Regions from separate parts of the Homo sapiens genome. Here region 1 is linked to region 2. The links are chromatin loops, found by intact Hi-C in ENCODE. Cell type or tissue: CD14-positive monocyte. All regions are shown on one strand. Links, peaks and the distances in the headings refer to the core of each region. The heading gives the core; the rest is flanking DNA. Region 1 overlaps ARMC8 (armadillo repeat containing 8). Region 2 has its middle 5.5 kb from the start of A4GNT.

What was found. Hi-C counts contacts between places; a loop is a spot of excess contacts. Peaks named below come from ENCODE experiments on the same cell type or tissue, not always from the same donor. Only the 100,000 strongest peaks of a DNase experiment are listed, where the experiment ranks them.
Region 1: a loop joins it to region 2, with 2.3 times the contacts of the local background. A loop is called at or near these places in 1 of 110 quality-filtered maps.

The regions. Positions count from the first base shown.
Region 1 is chr3:138,216,027-138,222,568 of GRCh38, forward strand. ARMC8 (armadillo repeat containing 8) reads left to right here. Exons shown (of 22, transcript NM_001363941.2): 3 at 5,900-5,971. Among named protein-coding and RNA genes, the nearest start is that of ARMC8, 32 kb to the left of the region's middle. RefSeq lists a silencer at 3,404-3,473. In CD14-positive monocyte, for the core only: no CTCF peak of the experiment used is centred there; DNase peaks (open chromatin) are centred at 3,435 and 4,945; H3K27ac peaks cover 3,713 bases.
Region 2 is chr3:138,134,661-138,141,202 of GRCh38, forward strand. No RefSeq gene overlaps it. Among named protein-coding and RNA genes, the nearest start is that of A4GNT, 5.5 kb to the left of the region's middle. In CD14-positive monocyte, for the core only: no CTCF peak of the experiment used is centred there; DNase peaks (open chromatin) are centred at 1,701, 2,561 and 3,431; H3K4me3 peaks cover 3,435 bases; H3K27ac peaks cover 4,000 bases.

The sequences.
Region 1 (6,542 bases), core at 1,088-5,087, 81 kb after region 2:
TGCCACCATGCCCAGCTAATTTTTTTTTTTTTTTTTTTTTTAAGTAGAGATGGGGTTTCATTATGTTGGCCAGGCTGGTCTTGAACTCCTGACCTTGTGATCCGCCCGCCTCGGACTTCCAAAGTGCTGCTTTTCATGGTTTTATACAAATCAGAACTGTATCTGAAACTACATATATTCCAAAAATCCACATCACAGAGTAATTTGTTTATAAGAATGAACTAAATTAAAGTCAATTCTGTTTTTTCAGTTTATACATGTAGTTGATATTCAGTAAATGCCCAAGTTGATTTGAGCTGAATTTTGCTGTAAGTTTTCCAACTGCCTCTTGAATCAAAGCCTTATGTTAAAAATAACTTTAGTTTGAATAGTAGATCATCATTAGCTAATTCTTAAAATTGGCAATTCAATAATGACAGTGGAATTCATTGTCATATAACTTTAGTTGGAATATGAATATACCTCATTCCTTAACCATGCATGATAACAGAAAGGTTATCATACTTGGATGTCTGGATATTACATTCTCCAAAAAATGATAATTACAATTACAGGGACAGAGCATTGTGTATGTTTGTGATTCTCACAGTCCAAATAATGTAAGTTGTTTACCATGTTGCCCTTATTCTAGTTACCCACAGATATGTGTTTTTTTCTTATTTTACAAATGAATGTTTTATAAACAGTGAGTTTTCATAAGTAGATCAAACTTTATACTCAGATTGTAGTTTTCAGTATCCAGTGTAGTTTTTGGCTACTTCATACTAATTAGACCAGAAATACACATAGAGTATTCCAAATATGAAGCAGAAAAGAGCTGCTTCAGGTACGTGAAATACTGGTTCAAAATAAATAGATATATAGTCATGCTCTACACAATGATGTTTCAGTTAAAGACAGTTAAAGTCAGTGACCCTGTAAGAATATAATACTGTATTTTTGTATTTAAATATGTTTAGCTACACATTACCTACCATTGTGTTACAGTTGCCTACATTATTCAGTACAGTAACATGCTGTACATGTTTGCAGCCTACAAGCAATAAACTATACCATATAGTCTAAGTGTGTAGTAGGCTATACCATCTAGTTGGTGTAAGTACACTCTATGATGTTCACACAAGGACAAAGTTGTCTAATGATGCATTTCTCAGAACATATCCCCGTCGTCAAATAATGTGTCCTCGTCGTTAAGCGAAGCATGACTGTAATTGATTTTTTAGCTTGGGTCTCCAGTCTTCAATACTTTTAAAGATAATTTTGTTTTTAGGTGATATTAGGCTTTCAGTTAAAATGTATGCTATTTTTGACCATTTAGAAATAAATATATTCATACTTGATTGACTGAAATGGTTTCTCCAGCAGGTCTAGATCCTTTTTTTTTTTTTTTCTTTTTTCTGTTATTTTAATAGCAACATATAGTGCTTTTTCTCTTGGTTTTCATCACGCTTATAATGCTCTAATTTAGACATATGCTGTGGTAGGCACTGTACATTTTAATATGCAAGCCCTTTTTCTCTGCCACACTAAAAATCTCTTTCAGAGCAAAGAAAGTAAAGTAGAAAGTTTAACCTCTGTGTAAATGTGGGAGCTTATCAAGTCCATTTATTAGCATGCAAATTTAAGATTTTAGCCAGATTTTGGCTGAAAATCTTTCTCAACAAATGCATGTTTGTAACATCTTAATATTGACTTCTTTTCTCCCACTCCCCAAAAGTGGGATATCCCCAAGGCTTACTTATTCTTATCTCACCTCAAAGATAATTCAGTGTGTACAAAGTCAAAAATCAATCCTTGTCTTCTCTCTAAGCTTTCTGTTGTTTCCTGCACCCATGTGCCCAGACATGAAGTAGTCACTCGACATGTCACATATCACATTTTTGTACCTATTAAATCATCTTGTTAACTGCTTCCTCAAAATGACCTTTGTATTAATGATTCCTTTGGCTGCTCCACTAATCAGTTTTGTATAACCAGATACCTAGATGGATTGATTAAGTCCTTCAACAAATATTTATTGAGTGCCTGCCTAGTACCAAGCATTGTGCTAGTATGGGGGTATATAAGGGTGAATAATGTAGTCAGTGCTCTGAAGGGTCCAAAAGTCTAATGAAATAGTCAAATAACTAAAGAGACCATCCATGATAGTTTACCTAATGAATGCTATGTTAAAGATAAGCATAGGGGTCTGGAGATCACAAGGGGGGGCATCAGCCACTTAGTTGTCCCTCTTAACTAATATTATAAGCATTCCATTTCACATTCAGCTTATTTTCCTTAGTCACTGCTTCCTTCATGCCCCTTCTGTGATCAAAAATATGATTGCTCCTTAATCCATCTCCCTTTAGTTTGTCTCATCTCCCTATCACTTTTCTAACTTTATGTTCCATGCCACCCTAAAGCGAACTTGTTTTTCAGTTCAGGCTCCTTGTATTGCCCCAGGAACATGCCATTTTCATTTCCAATATGGTCTTGTATGAACGATTTCTCCTTTTGTCCTCCCATCTGCTTATCCAAGTCCTGACTATTGTCTAAGGTTTATCTTAGTTCTTAACCATTGCCTCAAAACCTTTTAAGCTTATTGAGCATCTACTTTTCTTTACCTTATAAACATTCAGTTTTTAATTTAGTACTGACTTACATTGATAGTGTTATTTTTGCCACTCCACGGATATTGTGAACTCCTCAGACCAGGCATCCCATTGTGTGATACTTTCGTATACTTCATAGAGGCTAGCACAATGCTGAGCTCAAAAACTAGTTGTTGAATTTCAGTAAAAGTAAGTAGAGCATTTTTCCCAACATTAAAAGTTAGTGGGCATGAGATGACATTCTTTTGGTCTACTGGGAAAAGGGTATCTGACTAAAAGTTAGAAACACTTTTATTTTGCATAAAAATGTAACATTAAAACACAGAAGGAAAAAGAAAATGAATTCACTGAATTCATTTGTCTTTTCCATTGGTTCGTTGTCAATGTCTGATGTCCTGGCCATAATGGAAAAAACAGTTGGCATAAAAGACATGGGTTGAGACTGGCTCTGTCATTTAATATTGGGTTCTGAAAAAAGGCCAATCCTGAGTTGTAGCTTTCTCTCTGTAAAATGGAGTTAATATTACTCTAGATTATGATGAAGATGAAATTAAGTAGTGGATATGGAATGCTTTGTAAATTTGAAAGTAATGTAGAAATCTTGGATAGTGTTGTTGTGTTCCCATCTTGGATGATAGCTGTGAGTTTGCATTTTACAAAAATAATGGATATCTAGAATCACTATAAATAATGATCTACTGACAGTAACTGCTTTGATATTTCCAGGTCAGATTGGCTTTCTTGCCTCTCAGGAGGAGATAGACTTTTACTCTAACAAAGTGATGACCTGGGGGTTTCAGGGCATGCTTCCTGAGGAAGTGACATTCAGACCTGAAGGATGAGTAAAGCTAGTCAGGGGAAAGTATGAGGGAGGGGATAAGGAGATGACGGAGAAAGAATAACTACACTCTGGGAACTGAAAGAAGCTTCATCTAGATGGCTGAATGTTGTCATCTGAAATTGATTGCTTAATCCTGTTAATCCTTTTGATTTTAATTCTTCATGGAAGTGATCTATTAACATTCCTTTATAGCAACAATTGAATAGAATTTATTAACATCTTTTTTTCCTTATCTAGCACAGGTATATTTACTTACTAAAGCCAAAGCGAGAATCTTTTTCTTTAGACATTGTTCCATTGTATTGTGTTCTCTTTAGTTGGCATTTCCTCTGTTGCCATCAGTTACCTCCTTCATGTCCTTTTTGTAAACTATTAAGAGAATTAGAAAATTGGTGTTGGACAGGTTTTTGTTTGCTCTTGTCTGTAAAAACATGGCATGGTTTGAGATGTTTGGAATGGGTTCATTTGGTAATGTTAGGGACCGCTCATTTCTGCTTAAGAAGAATGGAGAGGAAAAACTGGGGAAATATTAGGGTTGGGAGTTCTGGAATAGAAAGCATTCAGAATGGCACTTAGCCTACACAGACTCTAAGTAGGTAGGGGCTGGATAAATGAATGTTCTACATTAGTATAGGCAGAACACATTAAGAGAAAGGAAGACAATGAAAGTGAACAACAAGCTGGTAGGTTAAGGTCCATATGCTGATGATTAGGAACTAAAGCCTCTAAAGAAAACAGGCATCCATGAGGATGCGGGAGCTTAGAAATCTCTTACTAACTTTAACTTTGCTAATTGATCCTTTGATATCATATAGTTTTATATTCATGTATCAGAACTTGCTAACAACCTCAGTAAACTTCATTCAGTTCAGTCCCATAAACAACAACAAAAAAATTGCTACTTATTTCTTGTAAACCATATAGAAGATCTGAGGGATACTTTACAGAGGGATAGGTCAGGCCTGGAAAAAAAGCCCTACCCTCAGGCACTGAGCTAATGGAAGAAAGACCAGGCATTCTCAGTATTTGGCTTGACTTGTAAAAATGCCATTCAGAAACTTGTAGGGAAAATCTGCTTTTAGCACATCACTAGTTGTTGCAGTATTTTTCTGCAATAATCAAAAAAGGCAATTGAAGACAAGGGTTAATCGTTACCAGGTTCTTTAATGCCAGTAAATATGATTGGTGTTAGAAATGTATGCTGACTATAACATTTATTTGTTGATTTTTTTTTCTTTTTTTTTTTTTTGAGATGGAGTCTCGTTCTGTCACCCTGACTGGGGTGCAGTGGCGCGATCTCTGCTCACTGCAACCTCCACCTCCCCAGCTGAAGTGATCCTCCTACCTTAGCCCCCCAGGTAGCTGGGACCACAAGTGCGTGCCACCACACCTGGCTAATTTTTGTATTATTTGTAGAGATGGAGTTTCGCCATGTTGTTCAGTCTGATCTTGAACTCCTGAGTTCAAGCAATCTGCCTGCCTAGGCCTCCCAAAGAGCTGGGATTACAGGTGTGAGTCACCGTGCCCGGCCAGGGAAGTTTTTTTAAACATTTTATTAGTAGTACTGGGTTTATTTTGAGCTATTTATTTTTTCTCTACATTTCCTTTTGAACCAACCACAAATTTGTGAGCCAAGTGATCAGTGGTAGAGGTTCTCTTATTGTGGAATAGAGTTTTGCTCCTGGTGAAGTATAGAGCTCTGTATAGCTAGAATAAAAAATACTGTGAATATCTGAGAAATGTAAAAGATTCTTTGTTATTTTTTAAATCGCCTTAAGAGATAACTGGCTGCTTAAGCAAAAATAGTAACAATGTATTATGTTGTTTCTAAGCAATTTAAAAATATTGTATAACAGCAGCCCAAAAAATGAATGGGAAAGTGGAAATACATATGCAAGGCTCTTAAAATACATGTGCAATGGGCTAATATCACTTGAAGACTGACTGTGATAAATTAAAAGATGCATTGGAAAATAACAAAGGAGTACAGTTAGTAAGACAATAAAGCAGATAAAATGGAATTGTAAGAAATAATATATAAAGAAGTAAAAAAAAAAGTGAACAAAGTGTGATCATTGAAACAAGGAGTTAATGTTCTGTGGGCTGTTTTTTCTGTTGTTGTTGTTGTTCGTTTAACTCACTCCCTACTCTTAGAGCTGAGCGTGAGGGTGGCCTGTATTCCTTTGTATCCAAAGTATTGGTAGGTACCCTTTCTAGAAGAACTCAATTCTGTACTGGAAGTCTTTCGCCAGTACTCAGGATATCTCTCACTTTCTACAATACGCCGTTTTACAGCCCCCACATTCACTCTGCACCTATCTCTATCCCTTCATTAGTACTTTAGGTGAAAAAAGGTTAGTGCTTTTACTTTGTCAAATCTAAGATATTGCATAATGAAGTAGAATGATCTTTGATTTTTCTTCAGTGCTGTCTCAACATACTTTATTTTTTCTTCCCCTTAATTCAGAGACATGAAAAATGCTGTAATTGGAAACAACAAGCAGAAAGCCAATCTCATTGTTTTAGGAGCTGTTCCAAGGTATGTTTGCTGTCTCACCCCTTTCTTGCCATTCATACTAGTTTCTAATGTATTTCTTACTCTCAATTATAGAACCCATTTTTCCTGTATTGTCTGTCTAATTCTTAAAATAAATCCTATTTTTAAAAATAAATGTAAGTATTTAAACTATCTTTAAGGAAAAAAATTATAAAGTAACAGAGAATGTAGTAAGAAGTGAATGTGTTAATACATTTTGGAAACTCAGGAAGACCTTTGACCTGATGACAAAAGGGTTCGTAAAGTACATATGCAATGTACAACAGCCTGATACTTTCTTCTCCATTTCCTTAGAGCCTTGGCAGTTTTTTGTGTGAGTGGGTAATTTATTAGGAGCCTTAAGACCTTTTTGAATTTAAAGGAAAAAAACCCTGCTTGATTTTTAATCCAGTTTCATTTTTTAACTTCTGATTTTTACAACTTGCTGTTTTTTAAGTTAACGTAAGAAGTTTAGGAAGTTTAATTTCTTCTTTTGATGACCTAATAAGCTTCCTTTAGGCAGGCAATGACAGTTACATAACTTCCTCTTTACTTTTGCTCCTCAGAGCTAAGT
Region 2 (6,542 bases), core at 983-4,982:
GGAGACCCTGAACCCTGGCACCATATTTTACATCAGTACCTTAACCCAGGATGTCACTTGTCCATACCTTTTCCTACATATCACCTTCCCTAAGAAATGTCCCTGCTCCCTGACCCTCCTTGACACTAACTCTGCTCAAAATTCTTCTGGATTTCTTCACTACACAATCTCAGGCCTTCTCCAACTAGCCAAGCAACCCCTAGGAACCCCAATGTAGATATCTGAGTAGAGATGTACAAAGAACTACTTGTCTTTGAGCAATGGATGTGTCTGAATACAGCGATGGCAGTCACATATGCATTCAGGTGTTGTCTACTTTCCTAGGAATTTCTGAGTCGTGTGAAGAGTTCTTGCTTCCTCCATTATAATGTAAGCCAGACTTGGTCAATCCAACAGACTATGGAGCCTGGGCAATTGTTGCTGACTGATGAGAACTTAGGAAATGTGAATTGATGTGGCCCCAAATAAATTAACAGGATAAGACAAAACCTCTGAATTCAGCGTTTTTCTATTATACTTGGATGTTTGGAACTAGTGTTAAAAAAAAAAAAAAAAAGGGCAGACCAGGGAGAAAAACCATAGAACTGGAGGAGAAGAGGAGACATTTCCCCAACTCTTCAGCCCTATGGATGACCTCTGATAACCTCAATTGAAAATAGTTCAGTGTTTGGCACTAAACTTCCTCCTTCTACAGGACCCACTGTATTAAGAAGGGGAAGTTAAAATAATTTTTTTAACAATAAATGTTTGTCGAATTGAATTTCACATGAAAAGCACAATGCTTAATTCTATAGCTTCTTTGAACTCAGATTTATTGCAAGAAGGAAATTTTCAACCCAGCAATATTTGTCCTCTTTACTTTGGAGCCTTTGGAACCACAGTTCCTGTTTTAACATATTTGTTAAGCAAGCGGGGCTGATAAACTTGTTAAAGCATTCAGTTATTAACAGGGAAAAACCAATACACAAAGTGATATCTTATCAACAATGCCAATTCCCTTCACCACTGTTCTGAAGTTGGAACAAAGACTGGAATGCTGGGTTTACATGAATGGAGAGGAGATGGCTGGACAGAGGCATTTCACTGCAGACTAAGAACAATCCATAGCATAACACTAGGAAACCCATAGAGGAATAATAAAATAATTGACATGCATTAAGGACTGACATTATCAACATTAAATCCTGAAAAAAGTAATTGTTAAAAAGTATTTTTCACTAAAAATCAATGAGTTAGCACCGGAGTAAAATCTCTTTGTCCCTTAGCAATATTTTAAACTGTTCTGCATTTCCAGGGAAATGAATCTAGCCTTGTGTATCTGGTGATAATGCTCTTTGTTCTCCACTCAGCCACAGCAGTCAAACATGCCCCTGTTTGCAACACTTTACATAGCTATCAATAATTGATTTCCGGGTTTGTTCTGGAAATTATTGTGTTCACACATGTAGTTTCCCCTCTTTGTTAAATTTACTTGCAGATAAAAGAGTAGGTGGGGGATAAGGTCAGGGAGATAAGGGGAAAAAAGTTAATAAATGTTCCCTATAAACCAGTTGTGCCCCAGACACCACTTTCAAAGACTGAAGAACAGGGTCTGCAAGAAGCCTATAGAAAAGAGTGGCACCTTTCTGAGAGCGAGGGGCTATTTGAAGCGACCTTGCTAAGTTCTGTAAGCCGGAGTTTAGTTCCTTTTTCCTGTAAGGAACAGAAATCAGCTTAGGGTCATCTATGCTAAGTGTCCACATGGCACAGGACTTTATAAAGCCTGAGTGTCTGAGAATGAGCACTTTCCAATATGGCTGAAAGAAACTGTTATGGATTGAATGTTTGTGCCCCTCTATATGTTGAAGCCCTAACCCACAATGTGATGGTGTTTGGAGGCAGGGCCTTTGGAGGTAAGTAGGTTTAGAATAGGTCCCTGAGAAGAAGGGGAAGATAGATCTCTCTCTCTCTCTCTCTCTTCATATACACCATGGAAAGGCTACGTGAGCAACATAGAGAGAAAGTGGCTACAATAAATGTCTGTTGTTTAAGCCACCCAAACTGTGGTATTTTGTTATAGCAGCCCATGCTAAGACAGAAACCCCAGGGTAGGTTTCTTCTGTCCAATCCCCTTACACATGTTTTTATGAGAATCTGTTTTTGAGCCATGAGTGAAATTAGAGCTGTTCTTAAGATATACAGAACTGGGACCAGGCTTCAGTGGGGAAGGAGTAACTTCATCTGCAACAGAAACCTGTAGCAAGTGGAACTGTCCTCCTAACCTGAGGCCTCTCTGCCTTTCCTTCCTTTTGTCCTTCCACACACCCCTACTCTGTCCTCTTGCTATGTCTTTTCTCTTTAAATGGAGATCCCTGGTCTTCCTTATCTCAGTGACTGACAATCACCATGCACTCAGTTGCCCAAGCCAGAAACCAGAGGCTAATTCTTAACTCTTCTTTCTTCTTACCCCTCACATCTAAGCTATAAAGTTCAGGTCCTCTGAGAAGCAGACACTATGATGAAATTAACTGTGCAAGGTTTTATTGGGGAAATGCATATTTCAGAAAAAGAGGAAGAAAGCCTTGTATGGCTGGGACAGTTGTGAAGCCACAATGAAGATCGGAGAAAAGTTGAGGGAAGCATTCTAGGCTGGCTTGTCTAAGGCTGTCCTTGTCTAAAGAAGGTTCAGCATAATCACTGGGGAGTTCTCAAGCCAAAGTCAGTCATATAGGCTGGGCGCGGTGGCTCACACCTGTAATCCCAGCACTTTGGGAGGCCGAGACAGGTGGATCACCTGAGATCAGAAGTTCAAGACCAGCCTGGCTAACATGGTGAAACCCCGTCTCTACTAAAAATACAAAAATTAGCCAGGAGTGGTGGTGGGCACTTGTAATCCCAGCTACTCGGGAGGCTGAGGCAGGAGAATGGCTTGAACCCAGGAGGTGGAGGTTGCAGTGGGCCGAGACCACGCCATTGCACTCCAGCCTGGGAGGCAGAGTGAGACTTCGTCTAAAAAAAAAAAAAACAGTCAGTCATAGAGTCGTTCTGCGTCACCCAAAAGTGGGTCTACCTTAATACTCTTGCCACATCCAGTCACTGGATGCCTGTGGAAGGAGTGGCCTCAGCATAAAATCAGTGATGTATTTTATAGTGCAGCAGCAGCAGCCAGGACCCCTGGTCTGTTGTGCTCTTTCTAGCTGGAGGTCTGTGAGGCACATTCTCACAACTGCCACAGTGCACCCCTTGAGCTTCACAGATTTACTTCTGCACATAGGTTCCAGAAGCCTTTCTTCCTGGGAGGAACTAACAAGAAGGAGGTTACTGATGTGAACTACAGCCCCTGTCACTCTAGTTGATCTCGAGCAGCAACTCATCTTGTCCCTTCTCAATATTCATTCTAAATTCCCTTCATCCTCAGAAGGTTCCTCATCAGAGGTTGGTGGCTCAGCTGGTTGTGCAACTCACCTCCCTGAGGTGCTAAATGCTTGATTGTCGTAACTTTCTCAGTTCAGGGTTGCTGCACATGTCTGTTCACAGTTACAGTGGGGCAAGGGAGTACCAAGAGGCCCAAAGTGGATCTCATAGGTACCATATCTATTCCTCCCTGCTGCTATTGTGTGAGAGCAGCCTTACCTCCTCTTGCCAATCAGGGTTAATTACTTCTACCAGTGTAACTATTTTTTACTTGCTGGTGCCAAAGCACAAGGAGTCCAAGATGCCCTGCAGTAGTTTGTAATACAGGGGGACTCTTGCAGTATCACCTGGCAAGAATCTTCTCTATTTGGGACAAGAACCTCCAACACTGAAGAGCTCAGAGTTTCAGGAATAAAAAACACAAAATCTCCTAGTAGATCATTAGGAGTGAGGATTAGTGGGGCCACTCCTATTTACACCTCCTTAATGCCTGTATCCTTCCTACTGGGAACAAGGCACCCAATACACAACTCTGGATAGACATAAATATGTTGTGTCCTGAAGGATGGCATCCCACTCTTTCAGAGTATTTCCTCCAAGCAAGCACTTCAGTTGCACTTTTAGAAGGCCATTCCAGAAAGTTGCCTCTGGGTGGTGTGATATGTGATACAACCAGTGGATCCCCTGGTCATGGGCCCACTCCTCACTGTAAAATGGTGGTCAAATTCTATGTTATATGAGATTCCATGCCTGTGTACCAGGCATTTCATAACCCTCAGATAGTGCTGTAGCTGAGGTGTTACAGGAAGGAAAGGAAAATTCATATCAGGAATTTTCATTCCTGTGGGGATGAACCATTGGCTCTTTCAAGGTGTGATGGTTAATTTTATGTGCCAACTTGACTAGGCTAAAGGATGCCCAGATAGCTGGTAAAACATTATTTCCAGGTGTGTCTGTGAGGGTGATTCCAGAAGAAATTAGCATTTGAATCAGTAGACTAAGAAGATCCACCCTCACCAATGTGGGTGGGCATCATCCAATCTGTTAAGAGCCTAAACAGAACAAAAAGGCTAAGGAAGGGTGACTTCCCTTTCTCTCTCTCTCTTTCTCTCTCTGTTTGTGAACTGGGACATCCATCTTCTCCTGCTCTCAGACATTGGAGCTCCTGGTTTTGGGCCTTCAGACTCTAGGACTTACTCCAGGCTCTCCCCTAACCATTCCCCAGTGCCGCCCCAACAGCCCCATAAACACACAGTTCTCAGGCCTTCAGACTTGGACTGAATTACACCACAAGCTTTCCTGGTCTTCAGCATGCAGATGGCAGATCATGGCACTTTTTGGTCTCCATAACTGGGTAAGCCAATTCCCATAATAAACCTCCTCTTATATATCTACATCTATCCCATTGGTTCTGTTTCTCTGGAGAATCTTGATTAATACACAATAGAAGGGGTGTGATGTGGTCAACCAATCTGGCACCAAGTAGCCACTTGGTCCCTTCAGTAAATAATGCCATATCAGAGACTTAATGTTGATCTCTGTTGCTGACAAGTTGGGCATTCAGAGACAGCAGTAGTTAGTTTGGTCCTGGTAAGTGGGAGTCTGTGCTGTTAGGCCAATACATGGCCTCTGTCTTTGCCATGATAGCCCTTCCATTTATGTTCCCATCATGCAAATTTTGGGGTAGTGACCAGTTGCTAGATTGTCAGCAGTACCCCAGTGTTCCTGTGAGACGTCTCACTGTTGTTCTATTGGCATTTCTCTGATAATTCATGAGTTGAAGTATCACTTCACAAAAAGTTAGCTTTTTGGTTTCCTCTTGTGTAAATTGCCTTTTCATGTAATTTGCTCATCTTTCTGTTGGATTCTCTTCCTTTTTATTGTAAATCTACAACTTCCCTATAAAATATAGATATTAGTCTAGTGTTGGTTTTAAATATTGCAACTATTTTCTCCCAACATGTCGCCTGGTTTGTCTTTCTATTTAACAGATATTCTTATTTTGATGTAATAAATACAGGAGTTATTTTGTTGAATAACTTGTGTCTTGGAGATCTTTTTGAAAAAGACCTTCCTCACTCCTAAATTACAAAAATATTCTCCTACATTTTTTCTTTTTCCTGTATAATTTTTTTTTTTAAATGGAGTCTTACTCCATCACCAAGGCTGGAGTGCAGTGGCACAATCTCAGCTCACTGCAATGTCTACCTCCTGGGTTCAAGCAATTCTCCTGTCTCAGCCTCCCAAGTAGCTGGGATTACAGGCACACATCACCATACCCAGCTAATTTTTGTTTTATTAATAGAGACAGGGTTTCACTATGTTGGCCAAGCTGGTCTCAAACTCCTGATTTCAAGTGATCTTCCTGGCTCAGCCTCCCAAAGTGCTGGAATTACAGGCATGAGCCACTGCACCCGGCCATTCTGTATAATTTTATAGATTAAATTAAGTTTATTCATTCATCTGGAGTCCACGTTTGTACATGATAAGATACGGAGATTGGCTTTTCCTTTTCTCCCTATAGAGAAACTGTTTCCACAACATTATCTACAAAACATTTCATGTTTTCTCTGTTGGGTTGTGATGCCAGTGCTATCACACAGCAAGTCTCCATATGCATGTCATATATATGTACGTATTTGAATCTGTCTCTGAGTTTTTTCTTCTGTTCCACTGGTCTAATTGTTCTGTACCTGTACTTCTTTGCCTGTACTTTTAAAATTCCACTGGCTTTGTCTGGTAGTCTTAATCCATGGTAGGTATTGAAGGACTGCATCCTTTTCTGATTTCCCCACATGTCCTTGGAGCAGCTGCCTCAGCATAACAAAATGGCTGCAAAAGGCAGAAGCAATAGTGAGACGCTTGTCCTTAGAATAAATTGATAGAAATGAATGAAGATTAAGGAACAGGTTAAAAAAAAAACTGTGACTGGATAGAACATTTTCTTGGAAGAAATGAAGAAAAAAGAAGTAGGAGAGGAAGAGGAGAAGGACTAAAAGAAAAAGAAACAGGTATCAGCAATAACAGCTTTTGAGAGGAAAGAATTTGAAGAATTTGAAACTGTTTAGAAGCAAAAAAACCACAAACTATTAGTGAAAATGATAGCCCAAAATAAGTGCAGGATGTGGTACAAACATAAATTTTATCTC